Regions from separate parts of the Mus musculus genome. Here region 1 is linked to region 2. The links are chromatin contacts, found by Hi-C or POLR2A ChIA-PET in ENCODE. All regions are on one chromosome and are shown on one strand. Each heading gives the region's core, a stretch centred on a gene start or an enhancer-like site at or near the end of the contact. The rest is flanking DNA. Distances are from core to core; before and after follow the strand shown.

Region 1 (3,529 bases), core at 938-3,437, 56 kb before region 2:
CAGGAAAGATGCTTAAGACCCAGGCTTATTGAACGCCTGTAGACCTTTGCCTGATGATAAGGGATTCGAAAGGCAGCTTTGGGGAGCTGGAGAGATGGCTCCGTGGTTAAGAAGAACTCTTGCCAAAGACCAAAGTTCATTTCCTAGCACCCATGTCTGGAGGCTCACAACTGCCTGGCACTCTTCTGGTCTCTGCTGGCACCTTCGTGTATGTACTCTAACCTGTGTGTGCTCATGAGACACACACACACACAAATCCTTTAAAGACGGACTTGTTACAGTCTGTCAGATTTCTGGAGGCTTATACTCAAGCAGGAGAGGGACTCATACAACTGGGGCAAAAGCCAGATCTTTCAGATCATCTCACTGAGGGTCAATGGGAACGTTTACCCGGAGAAATCACTCACTGCATGGCGAGATAATCTCGGGTGTGTGGAAGAGATGGCAGGATCTTTTTTCAAAACAGATTTTCCTCTTCTTTGACCTTTTCTCGGGATGATTGTACTGTTGTTAACTTTATTACTGGAGCTTAATGTCCAAGAAAGCAGGAAACACTTCTGGAAACAGCTGTGAATGTGGCCATTCATTGATTTTTTTTTTGTCCCCATCATTAGGGCCTTCGGAGAGGGATTTCAGTTTTCAGGGCTAGGGCGCCTGTGTTCTCCTTAGAAGTACTAATGACAGGCACTTAAATTAGACCACACAGAGTTAAGGGAAATGATTCAATCCTCCATTTTCATCAGACCAGCGACTGGAGCCATCTACCTTGACCTCTCCAAGGGGTTCCAGAACAACTGTGTAATTCCCAGAAAGATAAGAGGAGGCAGGTCACTCGGTGGTTCTGAAGTCTCCCCTGTAATCCCAGGGCACACCTCAAGGCAGGAGGATGCCAAAGTACGCGGGGCAAGTTGGGTGTGAGCGGAGACGGGGGCCTTAATGGAGGGCCTGGCACTGTGACAGTGTGCAGGCCCAGTCTGGCCTGTGCGGCAGCTGCACAAGTTTTCCGGGACCGCAGCCAGCTGGTGGCTCATGGCAATGGTTTCTGGGTCCTGGCTCTGTCCCAAAACAGGCTGGAGCTCCTTAGTGTGATCCGGCCATGGCTTTGTTCTGACTCCAAGATGAAGTTTGGCTCCTGAACCAGAAAGGGGAAGGCAGGTCCATGCCCCCTTAACCCACGCTCTCCTTCCAACCAATCTGATACAGGGGACCGAGGGCGGGAGCAGAGTTAAAAGTCTAATGCTATGCAGGGTGGTTCCGCCCCCTTTGGGTCTCCTCAGCGCACCTCGACGCTAACCTTTGAACACTGAGCGCCAGCTGAGACTGAGGTCACTAAGTGCTTCAGTCTAAGGCAGAAGTCTAGAAGGTCCAGGAACACTTGGAGGTGACCCCAAACTGAGTTGCAACAATGCACGCCTTGGTTTTGCAAGACATATGATCTCCCAAATCAGGGTCTCTGAAACAGGCTACCCGGAAATCCACAGAGCTCTCAAAACAAGGTGACTCCTAATCTCCATCTCACGTTCGGTGACCATTTCCAACGGTGATGTTCCTTGACACGAAGGCTTCACTTTAAGGCATCTTTAGGACGTTTTGGTATCTGTATTGATTAGATTAGGCCATCTAAGGCAAGGCAGAAGGAGCTTGTAGACAAAGCTCCTAGACGAGACTCCAGCCTCCCGCGGCAGCTTGCTGTCCCAGCCCCTCCCATCTGGGGCTCTGAAATCGGCTTGTAAAATATAGGCTTTATTTGTAGGCTTCTCCCTCTAGTTTCAGGCTAATTCTCCTAGATTGAGAGTAACACAATAAAAGCAAGAAATTTTGTTTTGCTTGTTTGTTTGGAGTGCTTTCCTCCCCCCCCCCCCAACTCTTTTTTTGGAAACTGCAACCTCGGATCCCCACAGAGGCTGGGGGGGGGGGGGGGAGGAGTTAAGAACATCAATCAGTTTCGCAGCTGGAGGCTGAGGCTTTCCTCAGGGAAGACTTTTTACATAAAACAGATTGTACTTTGTCCTTGCCAGGGCAGACAAAGGTTTAAATTAAATATGCAGCAAGCTCCAGTTGGCTGCCTGCCACCACCCCGAGGTAGGGGGAAGGGAGACCGTGTCCCCCGCTCGCCTGACTCACTCAGTGTTTTTTTTTTTTTTTTTTTTTTCCCCTTCCCATTTCTGTTACTTCAGTGGAAGGCGCCTGCAGTCTTGGGTTGGGTTTTTCTGTAAATGCACTCTGTGAGAGATACGCAGCCTTCTGGGACCTTGGCTTCCTCTTCCATGCAAAGAGGGAGGTGACCTTTGAAGGTCTCTTCCGTATTTAACCTTTTCCGTTTTCTCTGATCTCGGTGGCAGGGATTTTCAGCAAATGCCCTAACCCTCTCTGTAGGGGGCTCACGTTCACCATTTCCAGGGTGAGTTCATCTCTGTGTAACTCGTCCTTACCTGGAGTGACTGGGTGTGTGATCTATTCTCACCATTCCTGGGGTGATCTCATCGATGTGTGATGCATCTTCACCATTCCTGGAGTAACCTCATCCATGTGAGATACATCCTTATCATTTCTGGGGTAACCTCATCTATATGTGATCTACCCTCCATTCCTGGGGTGACCTCATCTGTGTGGCACACAATGTGATTATAAAAAGACAAAGAGGTATAAGAACATGTTCTATGGGGGTGTGGTGAGGGGGGGGTGCCTCAGTGGGCCCATGCCAATGCATCCTTTCTCCCTGAAGGACCAGCCACATTCTATACTATTATATTGTATAGAATAGAATTTATTCAGGGCATGGGGAGAGGAGTTAAGTGGATAGTAGAGGCAGAGAAAGGCAGAGAGAGAGAGAGAGAGAGAGCAGAGAAGTAGAGGCCGGCCATGACCACAGGGAGAGAGGGAGAAGGGAAGGGGGAAGGGAAGAGCCCAAGAGGGCACGAGAGAAGCAAGCCGGGAAGGAGTAAGAGAGGGAGGAGGGGGCAAGCAGCCCCTTTTGTAGTGGGCCAGGCCTACCTGGCTGTTGCCAGGTAATTGTAAGATGGAATTTAGACAGAGTGCTAACCGTACACATCTTCACCATTCTGGGGATGATTTATGGATGGAAAAAAAGAGAAAGAAATGGGAGGAGCTCAGGATGTTCTTAGGTATGGTGGAGGAGAAGGTTTGTGACAGACATAAGAGAGAATACAGAATATGGACAAAAAGAGGCATCTGGGAGAGTGCAGAGTGAACATTGCCAGACTGAGCTGGACTATGTGGAGAGAGAGAGGCAGGGAAAGCAAGAAAGGAGACACTAACAAAGAGGGGTAGCCTGGGCTAAGAGATAATGTAACCGAAATGGCTGAATTGTATAGGAGCCAGAGAGGCTGGGGGAAGGGAAAACCCAGTCCAGCCTCGTGGCTGGAGAAGTTTAGGGTATGGGGTGGAGTATGCCAGCCAGGAGGACCCTGGAATGGGTAGAGACTCAGGGATGGTGGGAAAACTTGGTGGCCAGGGTCAGCTTTGATATGGTAATAGTAACCTCTGTTAGCTGTTTGTCTTGGGTTTG
Region 2 (3,587 bases), core at 918-3,417:
CGGGATTGGTCAGTAAGACAGTTCATGTCTCCGATAGTCTTCTCCTTCTATCCAGCTCTGCAGTGGGAGACACGAAGATCAGAGTTGAAGTGAGGAAAGATGAGGCACACTTTACCCATGTCTCCATCACTGAACATGCTATCAAGCATGTAACTAGGGAAACACATGATCCCTCACCCTCACTACATATAACGACATGTTTAATTCAGGCACTATTTGTTTTTACAGATTTATCACTTTTTTTTAAAAGATTTATTTATTTTATTTATATCCATACATTGTAGCTTTCTTCAGACACACCAAAAGAGGGCATTGGATCTCATTACAGATGGTTGTGAGCTACCATGTGGTTGCTGGGAATTGAACTCAGGACCTCTGGAAGAGCAGTCAATCTTCTTAACCACCGAGCCATCTCTCCAGTCCAGATTTATTACTTTTGTTTTGATGATGATGATGATGGTGATGATGGTGGTGGTGGTGGTGGTAGTGTGTGTGTGTGTGTGTGTGTAGCAGCTGGGGTGGGGTGGGGAGTTGCACACATAAGTCAGGTACCTGTGGAGGCTCAAGTGGACATTAGATCCTCCGAACCAGAGTTACAGGGATCTGTGAGCTGCCTTATGTGGTGCTGGGACATAGACTCCAGTCTTCTGCAAGAGCAGTGCCTGCTTTTAACTGCTGAGACATCTGTCTTTACAGTTACGTTTCTTAGAAGAGACTAATGGGAGGGGGAGGGGATATGGCCTATGCTGTTCCTCGTGCATACTTGTTTGAAAAATGTCCTTCTATAACACAGTGCAATGCATTTGTGGCTATCTGAGGTTTGCTGTGGGGCCATCCCAGACTATTTGTAAGTTCTAGGCCAATGAGAAGTCTTGTCTCAAAGGGAAAAGAAAAACCCCAAGAAATTGTGAATGATACCCAAGGTCTTCTGGCTTTCACATGCACTCACAGTCACACACATACCCCCCTCCACGAACACATGCATGCACACATACACATGCACACACAGATTTGCAAGTTAAAAAAAAAATCTGAATTCTACCACCTCATAGGTCCCCAAGAAAAGACAGCGATAGTAGTGTTCACGACAGATTACTTTCTTGTCCAGTGAAGCATGGCACCTGATGAGTATGAGACCGAAGGACTGTTGAACCTCCTAGATTAGCCTGCAATTGTGAAGGATAGGACTCTAGGGGTGCACTGCAGAAGCCTCCCCTCCCCACTGAGGGATGTTCCAGGAGCCATTCCATGTACTGACAGAATAGCCACAACAAACCCCTTTCCCCTTACTTTGAACTTTGATCTCCAAAAGCCACGTGAATGTGAAGGCTGATTTATGTCAGTGGGTCTTGTGTCGCAGAAGGCGGGTCCAGCCTGGTCCCTGGCACACCACGAAGATTTCCTCCAGCTGTCAATGTGAGAGATGCCTGGGTTAGCTTTTTCTTTTTTCAGAGGACCATCTCCACTCTCACTGAACTGTAGGGGGTGGAGCCAAGAGCGCTCTCACCAGCCCAGTGGGTTGTGATGTGATAGGCATCCTTCCTACATGTTCGCGCAGAGACGTGATTTTACGGAGCTTCCGAGCACACTGAATCCAGTCATGGCATTTCAAGCAGTGTTAAAAAGGAAGAGGTTAGAAGACTTAAATGTGAGGCCAGGCCTCCCAGTTCTGTAGACATCCTTCTATCACAGATTTTACTGTTGTAGCAATATAATCTAACTCTGTTCTCTCTGGCTTAAGAAGGGCAGCCCAGTGCTGGCCAAAGTGATGGGGGAAAATAAGAATTTATAAACCGTTTGTCTCCGTAGTTTCAGCCTCCTGAAATCTGCTGTCCTTCAAAGTACAACCCGATTCAGGCTGAGACCATGAATCCAGCGTGGCTCTGTGTCACACAGTCTACCTTCCCCCCTACAACCCCATTCAAGGTCAGTTATTCATTCCTCCCCAGCAAACAAACAAAAACATTCAAAACCACAGACAGGGAGTAGTGTGATTCAAAAGCCTTGACTGAAGCAGGAAGCCTGTGGCCATCTGTAGAGCAGCCACTTCCTGAAGAGACACACAGCCATGACCCTGTTCCTTGGAAGAGTGGGTGCTGCCTGGGCTTGATAGGAACAATGAGTCAGGCAGGAAGTGGCTGAGGCACGAGGTTTTCTTTGTTGAGAAGGCAAACATGCAAATAAACTGGGAGAAACAGTGTCAGCTCTTTCCAGGGCGCTCAGGGAGGGAAGTTAGAGTTTCACGCACCCTGTACAAAAGTTGCAGTTGCAATCCGATGCCTTTTCCCTTGACAGTGGTGCTACACTGCGGTGTGGTGGTTAATGGTGATTGACAGGATCTAGAATCACGTAGGTGACACACTTTCCTGACCTTTCTACGAGGGAATTTCCAGATCAGACTAATTGAGGTAGTAGCACTACCTAAACTGTAGGTGGCGCCATTCCCTGGCGTCCTAGACCGACTCAAAAAGTGAGTGAGCTCAACACTAGCGTTCATGCATCTCTTCTTCCCGTGTGTATACAATGTATCCAGCCGCCTCAAGCTCCAACCCCATGCCTTGCCTGCTAAGCCGAATAAACTCCCCCTCTGTTGAGATGTTTCTTGGCAAGTATTTGACGAAAAAAGAAAAGCAAAATTGATACAGCTGGAAATGAACCCTAGGCTTTCCTCTATCAAATGCTGGGCGAGTGAACTTGGTATGTGATTAAAAGACTGAGCTGGGGCCTTCATCTGTGAAACTGGCATAGCAAGGCTTTTCTTAGGGGGAGGGGGACTATGCTTTTGTGAGAGATAAATAGGACAAAGAGTGATACTCTGATACAAAGTAAGGAGACAAAATAATCATATTTTTAAGTATTTCACACATAGAGAAGGCCCAGAGAGAATGATACAGTATAGTCACACCCCAGCTTAACTAAGAGACACGACTTCCTCTCTATGTTCTCTCTACTTTTTTCCTTCTTGTAGGTAAACACAGTCCAATATTGACACATGGATTCCCATGGATAGCTTCCCGATTTATATTAAAAGCCATATTCAGCATATTGTTTGGATGTTTCCAAACGTGACAATATGCTCTCTATATTATTACATAGCTGCATTTTGTGATTCAGGATTCTGTCTGTGATGCCAGCCCATGGAGAGACTGAGGCAGGAGGATCAAGAGTTCCAGGTCAGACTGGGCTAATTAAAATCCTATTGGGGGTGGGGGGGAACCCAAGCCAAACCAAATAGAACCAAACCAAAATTCCCTGTTTGAGGATTATTCTTTCTGATCTCTGCAGCTTTGATTCATTTTTACCACGTTTTACCTTTAAGAAGTTTATTTATTTTACGTATATGGTATGAATATTTTCTCCACATGCATGCTGTACTTGTGGAGGCCAGAAGAGTGAGACAGATTCTTTGAAACTGGAGTTACAGCTGGTTTTGGATCACTTAGGTAGGTGCTGGCCATTGAACCTGGGTCCCCTGCAAAAGCAACAAATGCCCTTAGCCACTGAGCCATCTTTCCAGCCTTCATTTGAATTCATGGCATATTTGCTTACTGTCGATGGTGAATATATAGGTAGTTTCATTTTTTTCC

Evidence for each region. A loop is a pair of places that touch in the nucleus more often than their neighbours do. ChIA-PET counts read pairs that join two places held with the same protein, here RNA polymerase II (POLR2A).
Region 1: a loop to region 2 is called in a map of T-helper 2 cell, with 2.4 times the contacts of the local background. The contact joins the promoter of 1110002J07Rik here to the enhancer-like site in region 2. A Hi-C loop is called at or near these places in 15 of 37 maps with a recorded cell type or tissue (Patski, T-helper 2 cell, adrenal gland and 4 more). POLR2A ChIA-PET finds 5 or more read pairs at or near these places in 2 of 5 experiments (Patski and embryonic stem cell).

What each region holds. Positions count from the first base shown.
Region 1 is chr10:66,919,042-66,922,570 of GRCm38, reverse strand. It overlaps 1110002J07Rik (RIKEN cDNA 1110002J07 gene), which reads left to right and starts at 2,187. Exons shown (of 5, transcript NR_138561.1): 1 at 2,187-2,401.
Region 2 is chr10:66,863,136-66,866,722 of GRCm38, reverse strand. No RefSeq gene overlaps it. Among named protein-coding and RNA genes, the nearest start is that of Gm31416, 31 kb to the right of the region's middle. Within about 2 kb of position 2,167, at least 1 of the 3 ENCODE cell types and tissues checked has a DNase peak (open chromatin) inside an H3K27ac peak, as active enhancers do; it is heart, where a contact is called at or near this core.